Regions from separate parts of the Homo sapiens genome. Here region 1 is linked to region 2. Evidence: chromatin contacts called from ENCODE Hi-C or POLR2A ChIA-PET data. All regions are on one chromosome and are shown on one strand. Each heading gives the region's core, a stretch centred on a gene start or an enhancer-like site at or near the end of the contact. The rest is flanking DNA. Distances are from core to core; before and after follow the strand shown.

Region 1 (5,116 bases), core at 2,575-5,074, 56 kb before region 2:
ACAAACCACTGGGGTTTCCAAACGAGCAGGGCCCATCCTTTCTGAAGCCTGGCAAGGAACTGAGTGTGGCTGAAGCAAAGGCTGCTAGAGGGCTGCCTGAGTGAAGGCCTGGGGGCTAAGTAGAGAGGCAGTGGTCTCCATGTCCCGCTTTTCTGTATGTCAAATGTGGTATTTCTCTATGGCGATGATGCTTGCTTCAATATAAAATCAAACTAATGAGGGCTGAGGGAACAGCATCAGAAGTGCCTAATTAATAAGGTTGTGTAGAAAAAGTACCCTTGCAGGAACTCTCTGTCAAACTCACGGGTGAAGCGTAAGAGTACAATTAGGGCCTAGGAGAAGTTCTTCTCATCTGTGCATGGTGTTTGGGCTGCAAAGCAATTTTCCTACCTTTACGCTCCCTACCTTATTTGGGTTTCACAAGAACCTATCTGGTGAGCATGGGGGACACTTTTCCTCATCTTACCATGAAGAAGAATGAGCTGAAGGCAGGGTCCAGGTGTCCTGGTTCCCGGGCCAGAGCTCCCCAACTCACCCCTTCTCTCCTAGTTTCTATGACCCCTTCTCTCCTACTTTCTATGAAATGGGGGAAGCCCAAAGGTCCCAGTCTCCTAACTCCTGGTGTTACGGATTGAATTGTGTTTCCCCAAAAGGTACGTTGAATGCCTAACTCCAGTTCTTGTGAATGTGAGATTACAGTCGTGAATTGCGTAATGACGCTTTGGTCAACAACAGATTGCATATGCAACAGTGGTCCTATAAGATTACAATGAAGCTGAAAGATTCCTGTTGTCTGGTGATGTCATAGTACAATGCATTATTTACGTGTTTGTGGTGATGCTGGTATAAACAAACCTATTATGCTGCCAGTTGTACAAGAGTATAACACATACAATCATGGGCAGTTCATAATACTCTTGATAATGACAATAAACAGCTGGTATATTTCTGGTTTATGTATTTACTATATATTATTATTATTTTATTTTTAGTTATTTATTATTATCTTTATTAGTGTTATCAACATCATTATTTTAGAGTGTACTCCTTCTACTTGTACATAAAAAAAATGTTAGGCTGGTGCAGTGGCTCATGCCTATAATCCCAGCACTTTGGGAGGCTGAGGCAGGTGGATCACTTGAGTCTAGGAGTTTGAGACCAACCCAGGAAACATGGCCAAAAGCCATCTCTACAAAAAATACAAAAGTTAGCTGAACATGGTGGCACATGGCTGTAGTCCCAGCTACTCAGGAGGCTGAGGTGGGAGGATTGCTTGAGCCCAGGAGTTCAAGACCAGCCTGGGCAACACAGTGAGATCCTATCTCTAAAAATAATAACAATAAATAAAAAAATAAAAAGTAGCCAGGTGTGGCAGCACATATCTGTAGTCCTAGCTATCCTGGAGGCTGAGGTGGAAGGATTAATTGAGTCCTTCCACTCAGGTGTTCAAAGCTGCAGTGAGCTATGATTGAGCCACTGCATTCCAGCCTGGGTAACAGAGTGAGACCCAGTCTCAAAAAAAAGTTAGTGTAGCCTAAGTGTCCAGTGTTTATAAAGTCTACAGTAGTGTACAGCAATGCCCTAGGCCTTCACACTCACTCACCATTGACTCACTGACTCACCAGAGTAATTTCCAGTCCTGCAGGTTCCATTCACAGGAAATGCCCTACACAAGTGTAAAGTTTTTTTATCTTTTTCATCTATTTTTGTCTTTTTTTAGAGATAGGGTGTTGCCATGTTGCTATGTTGCCCAGGCTGATCTTGAACTCTTAGAGTAAAGGCTGAGTCCCAACCTCAACCTCCTGTAGCTGGAATTACAGGTGTGTGCCACTGTACCCAGATTTTTTTTTCTTTTTTAATTATCTTTTACATGGTGTTTTACTGTGCCTTTTCTGTTTGGATATGTTTAGTTACTCAATTACTTACCGTTATGTTCCAATTGCTTACAGTATTCAGTACAGGAACATGCTGGACAGGTTTGTAGCCTAGGAGCAATGGGCCCTCTCATATAGCCTATGTGTGTAATGGGCTATCCCATTTAGGTTTGTGTAAGTGCACTCTGTGATGTTCACACATGATGAAATTGCCTAACAACATATTTCTCAGAACATACCCCAGCAGTTAACTCACACATAACAATATTTGGAAATAGAGGCTTACAGATTAACTCAAATTAAGATGAGTTGTACTGGATTTGTGGGGAAGTCTAATCCAATGTGATTGGTGTCCTTATAAGAAGTGAGGAGACACACACATGGAATTCCATGTGAAAACACAGACACACAGGGACAATGCCACGTGAAAACAGAGGCAGAGATTGGAGCGATGTGTCTACAAGCCAAGGATTGATGGCCACAACCAGGAAGGAAGAAATTACAGATATCAACAGACATGGTTCCTGCCATGGAAGAGGCAAGAACAAATTCTGCCTAGAGTTTCAGAGGAGCATGGACCTACTGACATCTTGATTTTGGACTTCTAGCCTCTAGGACTGAGAGAATACATTTCTGTTGTTTAAGCCACCCACTTTGTGGTTCTTTGTTATGGCAGCCACAGGCAGCAAATCTACCTGTATTCGGTCTTTCCACCTGAAAGTGAGGGAGAGGGCCCCAGGCTTTTGATGCACTGACTTGATAAGACCAGCTCCTCCCAAGAGGCAAGGCCAACACTCAGAGCCTTCTTGTCCCTGCATGAACCTCAGTGATGCCCAAGGTAGCTCTCCCTACCCTGGACTATTCTGTTCAATGTAACCCCCATTCCTTGGTCCTCCTGTATGCCAGGCCACTGTGGAGGGAGGTGGGGATATCCAGATAATGAAGATGTGACTCTGCCCAAGGAGCTTACAACCTAGGGAGTTTGAAAGCACCAGGCAATTTGCCATAAGAGTGGGCAGAGAGTGCTTCCATTTGGGGGACCTCAGAAGGCTTCATGGAAATGGTGAAATGTGAGCTAGTCCTCAAAAGGTAGGCAGGATTTCAACAGGCAGGGTTGCTAATGATAGCTTAATGCTGATAAATATCTTACTATGTGTGAGACATTGTTCTACATGGTTTCCATATGTTAACACACTAAATCCTCACAACAGCTCTGTGAATAACAGAGTCACGACTATCCCATTTTACAGATTAGGAAACCAAGGCCCAGGGAGGTTAACTGAGGAGCCCAGATCACACAGCTGGCAAGTAGCAGAGTCCACGTCGAAACGCAGGCAGCCTATCTCTTTACCATGTCTCCAACTGGGGCAGAGATGGAGGTATATATCATTCCTGGCAGAGAGAAAAATGTAAGCAACGCTCTGACATGGGGAGAGTCAAGGGCACTTTGGGGAAATGGGTAGTTTTCCAAGGTAGTGGACTTGGGGAAGGAGGCAACAGTAAAGGTAAGAGCATTCCACAAGGAACATTAAGGCTTTGCTCCAGTCTTGGCTTGGTCAATGTCTGGCACAACACAGCAATTAAGACTGTGGGCTTTAAAGAGAGGGGCTGCATCTTTAATGTGATTTTAGATGATATGCTGTATGAGTCAGAATAGCTTAGGTTACGCTGCAGTAAATAAACAACCTGAAAGACTTAATGAATTATAACACCAAGCTTATTTCTTGCTTGTGTTACATAATCACTGTGGCTTAGCTGGGGGCTGTCTCTCCTCTTCACTGACCTCACTCTGGGAACCAGGCTCTGGACAAGAGAGGGCTGGCTGGCCTCACACCAGGAATTAAAATGTTCTAGCCCAGAAGTAATGTGCCATTTAGAAAGGGCCAGAACTGGTCACATGGCCCCACCCAATCACAAAGGAATCAGGAGGTGTCAACCCTCCATGTGCCTGGGAGGCAGAAAGCCAGAAATGTTTGCTGAACAGCACTAATGATGACTACATAGCTAAACCATATTAAATAACAGTGAAGCACGCAGTGAAAAACTGATTCCCTTTTCAATCTCATTTTAGCTTGCAGATTATTTCAAGAGAAATCCTGACTCAGTTCAGTGCTTGTGTATCATCAATACCTTTCTAACATTTGTTAATCTCTCTTGTTCATCAGTTGAATAAAGGTTTCAGATTTAGCTCTTTGAACAGCAACAGTATCCAGCTGGAATTTACTAACATTATTTCCTTTTTTTTTTTTGCTTTTATTTTTACTTTTGCCTAATATGTGTTTCCATTAATAGTAGTATTATAATAAGTTCCCTTTGAGAAAAAATTAATATAAGGAAATCAAACACAATGAAAACCAGAGCGAGCTCTAGAGTCAGAAGGCCGGGGTTCAAATCTTGAGTCCTCTACTTAGTAGTTGCTTGATCTTGGGCTTGTCATTAAACCTCTGAAGCCTCAATTTCTCCATCTGTAAAATGGCAGTAACACGAGTACCCACACCAAAGGTTTGTTAGATGTTACTCAAGCTCTGACCACACCGCCTGACCCATAGTAAGTTCTTGATGTTAGCAATTGTTATTATCTAGCTGGGTGGCCCCGTCCGTCTCTGGCTTCAGAGGATGATCTGTGGCAGGCTGTCTTCCCTGCTTAGGATAGTCAAGGTAGATACAGGTCCTTGAATGCCAGAGTGACTGAACTTTGCAGGCAGGGAGAGGACCCCAGCAAGCCTGGGCAGCCCCCTCCCCTGCCAGGCCCGGTCCCTTCCTGCAGGTGTTGTGCTGAGCCTCTGGCTGACAGCTGTGTTTTCTCTGCTCAGCAAAGGCTTTAACCATAAACAGGAGAAATCGGGTGACCCCTAGTCCCCGGAAAGCCTCACCTCAGGGGCCTGGGTGAGAAAGGGCTCCTTCTGTCTGAGGTAGGGGTGGGCTCTGCATTCCTCAGTTTCAACCATTTGGTCAGATTTCCTCCTGGAATGCAGCTGGAGGGCCCGGCCCCCCGCCAGAAATAGCACAGTGCAGGGTGGCTTTGCTGTGGTCTCCCTGCCTACTTTGGGGAGGGGCTCACTTTCAAGGTCCCTGCTGGTGCTGAGAGGGCTGATGTTCACAGCTGTCTGGATGGGACATGGATGCCCCTCAGAAAGATGGTTAAGCTCTTCTCAGCTTAGTTCTCATTCAGGTATTCGAGAGTCTTACTCTGAACTCCAGCCTACGGAGGCATGGACTTGCATTTAGCAAGAAATGAACAT
Region 2 (5,536 bases), core at 1,793-4,292:
GGAGGGAGGAGGAATCAAGGGATGCCCCCCAACTTGGCCCCACCTCCTTATCCCTAGCTTGCAGCTGGTTTTCAGCTGGGGAGTTGAGCCATGGAAACTGAATTGGACTTAATTGCTTTGCTGGTGGAAAAGCCACCTTTCAGTATTGATTTTGGCTTCTGCAGCCCTTGGAGGACAGCCAGTGATTGCTCTAGTGAAGGGGGCAGGGGAAAGGGGAGCTGGATTCCTGGGAACAAGGGCTGGAACTTTCTTCATTCTCACCACCCCCCCACCCGCATACCTGCCTACTCTGAGAGGGCCATTCAGGGCCAGGGTTCTAGTGTTGGCTCGGTGTCTGAGTGTTGGCATGAGTTTCCTTCTGTGGGTCTTAATTTTTCTATTTGGGAATTGGGGGCAAGTGGAGGTAGTGGTTATGAGCTGGGGCACAGAGAACAGTATAGCCCAGGATTGAAAGCCCAGCTCTGGAGTCTAACTGTCTGGGTAAAAATCATAGCTCCACTGCTCACTGCGGGATTGACTTTGGGCAGGTACTTAACCTCTCTGAAGCTCTGTCTCCTCTTCTGGACAGCCAGAAAAATGATAGTAACCCCCTCAAAGGATTGTAGTGAGGGCTTGAAAGGCATATAAAGCCCTCTGCACAGTGCTTGGCACAGAGTTTTTAAAAAGAGATTTCTTTTTATGGTTTTGTTTGTTAAATTAAGGCGTTAACTACCAAATTGTGAAAAAAGCACCAAAAAGGAAAATGGGAAATGCATTTTCAGTTCCAGCTCTGCCACCACGGAGGCTTCAGCTTGTTCAGGCTGCAGTTTCCTTATCTATAAAATGGGGAGAGTGGTGGTCCCAGCCCAGGATTGCTTGGGGGCACGGAGTAGGATCATGTGTCCCACTGTTCCCAGCAGCTGGAGAATCAGAAGCCACAGTGGCAGATCCTGAACAAGGCCTCTCTCCCGAGTGTGTGGGGAGCCCCAGGAGACTTGCACAGCAGTCCAGAAGGCAGGAGGGAGAGCTCTGGGTGGGCCCCTGCAGATTCTTTGGGGCTCTCTGTGTCCCTGGTCCCAGAGTCTCCTGAAAGGGAGGTGGCTTCTGGGAATCAACACAGCCCTCTGGAAGAATAGCCACTCCCTTAGAAAGGCACATTCATTCAATCATTTATTCTTTCATGTGGTTATTTCTTTTTTCTTTTCTTTTCTTTTTTTTTTTTTTGAGATGAAGTCTCGCTCTGTCGCCTAGGCTGGAGTGCAGTGGCGTGATCTCAGCTCACTCCAACCTCCATCTTCAAGCAATTCTCCTGCCTCAGCCTCCTGAGCAGCTGAGATTACAGGCACCTGCCACCACACCTGGCTAATTTTTGTATTTTTAGTAGAGATGGGGTTTCACCATGTTGTCCAGGCTGGTCTCGAACTCCTGAGCTCAAGTGATCCACTTGCCTCGGCCTCTCAATGTATTGGGATTATAGGTGTGAGCCACTGTGCCCAGCTTCATTCAGTTATTTCTTGAGCACCTAGTATGTGCCAGGTGTTTGGGTAGATGTCAGGGGTACAACAGAGACGAAGTCCCTGCCCTCAAGGAACTAGATATCCATGAGACTGAGTGGGTCATGCTGTTCGGGGGCTCTGAAAGCACAGAGGATGGGCCCCTGCCTGCCGCCAGGGGCCTGAGACTAAGGATTGGTAGGAGTGAGTGATGGCCAGTGAACGGCAGGTGGGAGGTAGAGTAAGTGTTTCAAGCTGAGAGAACCGCATGTGCAATTCTCTCCTGAAGTGAGAGGGCCCAGCGGGATCTGCTTGTAGAGGTGAAGTCGGCCATTTAGTCTGGCTAGAGTATAGGGCCTGAGGAACAGGCCTGGAGGAGTCTCGGAGAAGCCTCACATTTAAGAATCATGGAAACGGAGGCCAGAGAGGGCGAGGGATGTGCTTGAGTCACTGCAACCCAGGCCTCTTCCTCTTTCCACTGCACCCCATGGTCTTCCTGGAGAACTCAGAGGCCCTGGCCAGAAGGTGAGCTTTCCCAGCCCCCAGGGGCTGCCCTGGGAGGTGGAGATAATACGAGGCTTTGAGAAGGGGGAGATGGAGGGTAATGGTTCCTTCCTCACCGGGGACTCACATGAGCCTCTGTGTTTCAGACCATCAGAAGCTGGAGCGTGAAGCCCGCATCTGCCGCCTGCTGAAGCACCCCAACATCGGTGAGCCTTGTGGGATGAGAGGGGCGCAGGGGAGCCAGGCCCTGCTCCCCTGCCCACCCTGGCACGTGGGTGTTTGCGGGTTGGGTGGAGAGCAGCTGCTCTCTTCTCTGGGGATGGAGGCAGCAGAGATGGGAAAGGGGGCGTCTTTAATGGTTTCCACATTCCTCAGAGCCAGCTTGTTTCGGGGGAAGGTGAAGAAAGGCCCTTCCTCCCATCCCACACTGCCGGCAGCCTCCGGAAAAGCTGTTTCAGGAAAACTTCTAAAGCTCTGGGAGAGATGAAAATAGGCCAGGGGGACATGCTTGGCCTTGACCGCTGTGGCCCATTCCCCATACCCACACCCATGCCGATTCAGCCTGGCACCGTGGCCCTGCCCTCCTCCGTCGACCTGGCACCTGCCTGCCTACAGGGTCAAGCTCCAACTCAGGCCCTGGCCCACAGGCCGGGCACAGGCTGCATGGAGAGGCTGGGCCATGGCAGGCTGGGACAGAGCCAGGGCAGCAGAACCCGTGGGGATGGGCTCTGAAACAACACCTCGCTGCCTGGCCCCCCTTCTTCAGCCCTTGTGCAATTGGGGGGCTGATCCCTGCCTATGAGGGTGCTGAGTCATGAGGGCAGGAAGTGTGGCTTTGAGGGCTAATTCTGTCAGGGAATTGCTGTGGGACCTTGGGCAGGAGCACTGCCCTCTCTGAATCACTTCCCCCCATCCTCTGAGGGAAGGTCTGTCTGAACCAGCATCTTGGGCACCTTGTGAAAAGGTAGACTTGGATTCACTGGGCCTGGGATGGGGCCAGGATTTTGCAGTTCTAACACTCTCTGAGTTGATGCCAAGCCTGCTGACTCATAGACCGCACTGAGGAGCAGGGCCTAGGTGATCGCTAAGGACTCTTCCAACTCTGACAGCCACCATGCCTTCTCACAAGGCAGGGAAGCCTCTCTCCGTGCCCAGGGCCCCAAGGGTTAACTCTCCTGCCAGAGAGAAGCATCTCCATCTGCTATTTATACCCAGAAGGCACCTCCCCTTCCCTGCACAAACAGCAGCCAGAGGCTCCGGGACCAGCATCAGAGAGACATCCCTGGGTTGGCAGGGAGCAGCCCTGTTTGAACCCTGGTCCCTGACCTACTAATGTCCTCACCATGTGGCCTTCAGCAGCCCCTGCCTATTCTGGGCCCCCAACCCCCCAGCTGTGTGATGGAGGGGGTTGAGAGTGATCTCTGACTGTAAGATCTTATGGTCCTTACGGAGGCTACCAGCTCCAGTGGAAGGAGGGGAGTGTGTGTTAAGTGTGTGAGAGTGTGTGGAGTGTGTGAGTGAATATGTGTGTGAATGTGAGTGTGAGTGCGAATGTGTGCGTGTGAGTGTATGTGTATGCATGTATGTGTGTGTGTATGTGACAGTGTTGGAGTGTGTGTGAATGTGTGTCTGTGTAAGTGTGTGTGTGAATGTGTGTATGTGAGTGTGTGAGTGTATGTGAGAGTGTGTGGAGTGTGTGAATGCACGTGTGTGAGTGTGTGAATGTGTGTGTGAATGTGCGTATGTGAGTCTGTGTAAGTGTGTGTGTGTGAATGTCTGTGTGAGTGCATGTATGTGAGTGTGTGTGAATGTGTGAATGTGTGTGTGTGTTGCTGCACAACTGCAGCTATCTCAGGTCAACACTGCCTCCTCATGTTCACACCTCCCTCTCCCTCTCATTCCCAGCTATAAAATGGGGAGCAGGAGGTTATGGCTTTGGAGCTGACAGACTACAGCTCAAATCCTGAGTTTGCTGCTTCATTGCTGTGTGACCCTGGACATGTAGCTCCACCACTTTGAAGCTCAGTTTTCTCTGCAAAATGGAAATGATAACTAGCTCATAGGATTGTGATGATTAAATAGACCACAGCACAATGACAGTCATTATCATTAAGCTGCCCCCCTCTTCCCCAACCAACACCTTCCATCAGAACAACCTTGCCTGAAGACATCTTCTTGCCTAAAACTCCATATGATTGTCATTCCTCGGGGCCATGAGGATTTTTAGTGGTTACTGGAGGCACTATATTATATATAACATGGTGGTTAGGAGAATGGGGTTTGCAGTCAGACACCCGGTTTCAATCTCAGCTCTGCCGTTAACTAAGTGTTTGAGCTTGGGCAGACTGTGAACCTCTTAGCCTCAGTATCCTCCTCTATGAAGTGGGGATAATCACAGCACCCACCTTCTAGGACTGTTGGGAGGGTAAAATGAGATAGCGTTAAGTAAAGCACTTGGCACAAAGCCTAGTGTGTGGTAAAAGCTCAGAAATGGTAGCTATCATCATCATCATCATTGAGTCATTTACTCCTTCCTTCATTCACCTGATGTCAGGTGCATCGTAGACCCACCCCATGCCAAGGTCTCTGCTAGGCACTGAGAATGTGCAGGAGAAGTGAGGATGGGGAATGGGAGTGGGGGTGGTGGCGATGCGCAGGCGGGACTGGAAAGCAGAGCTGAGCATCCAGCACAGGAAGACCCCAGAGGAGCTTTGAGCTGCTGTCAGGGCTGGAAGGTTCCTTGGAGGGTGCACTTCCTGATCCTCCAAGCATCTTCCTTCAAAATTGTAATCTTCCCAAAGACGTGCAAAGAGGTACAGATGTGGGCTCAAAACCCGAAAGGTGAGCTTGTGCCTAAAGACACTGGACTGAGTCCTGTTCAGCCTGCTTGGCCAATCTAGACAAGGTTACTACTGGTCGCTGCTTCTGTGTGGCCACTGCTCTGCTCCCCAGGGGTCCAGGTCAGTGAGGTCCCAGGTCAGTCCAGTCCCCAGGGGACCAGGTCAGTGAGGCTCAGCACAGGTCAGTCCAACTGTGTTGTGCACAAAGCATTTACCTCCCAGATCCTTCTTGGGAGAGGTCGGTAACCTGCTGTCTCTACCATCACCACCTGCAGATGAGGGAGACGCCAGAAGGCCACCCCAAGGCACAGGGGACTTGCACTGTGCTAGGGACAACCTGAAAGTTTAGTAGGTGATTTGTGGTGGGGAAGGGAAGTATGGTAGGTCAGTGATGAAGTTGACAATATCTCCATTTATCGAACTCTTCCTAGTGCCAGGTGCTGTGCTAAGTGGCTTACAGGAATCATCACATTAATGACTATAGCAGTCCAGTGGTATTAGCATTACTGTTTGGAAGGGAGGCTCAGAGAGGTTAAGTCATTTGCCCATAGCTACATAGCTTGTAAGAGGTGGATCTGGGAGACGAACTCCGCAAGTCTGACTCCAGAGCCCTTGTTCCCAGTCCTTCTATTTAGCTTTCCAAGTGGATATCACATATATGGTGTCAGGGGGACATGCAAATAAGGGAACAAGTACTGTCCTTCAACCTCCAAGAAAAAA

The links. Hi-C counts contacts between places; a loop is a spot of excess contacts on that map. ChIA-PET counts read pairs that join two places held with the same protein, here RNA polymerase II (POLR2A). Pooled maps may share reads with other maps.
Region 1: a map of PC-3 shows a loop between it and region 2 (5-fold over the local background). The contact joins two enhancer-like sites. A Hi-C loop is called at or near these places in 6 of 168 maps with a recorded cell type or tissue (MCF 10A, PC-3, PC-9 and 3 more) and 2 of 50 pooled maps. POLR2A ChIA-PET finds 5 or more read pairs at or near these places in 3 of 52 experiments (BJ, CD8-positive, alpha-beta T cell and MCF 10A).

What each region holds. Positions count from the first base shown.
Region 1 is chr5:150,318,904-150,324,019 of GRCh38, reverse strand. No RefSeq gene overlaps it. Among named protein-coding and RNA genes, the nearest start is that of ARSI, 19 kb to the right of the region's middle. Within about 2 kb of position 3,824, at least 9 of the 41 ENCODE cell types and tissues checked have a DNase peak (open chromatin) inside an H3K27ac peak, as active enhancers do; they include PC-3 and PC-9, where a contact is called at or near this core.
Region 2 is chr5:150,261,602-150,267,137 of GRCh38, reverse strand. It overlaps CAMK2A (calcium/calmodulin dependent protein kinase II alpha), which reads left to right. Exons shown (of 19, transcript NM_015981.4): 3 at 2,123-2,182. Among named protein-coding and RNA genes, the nearest start is that of CAMK2A, 25 kb to the left of the region's middle. RefSeq lists an enhancer at 1,915-2,450. Within about 2 kb of position 3,042, at least 11 of the 41 ENCODE cell types and tissues checked have a DNase peak (open chromatin) inside an H3K27ac peak, as active enhancers do; they include PC-3 and PC-9, where a contact is called at or near this core.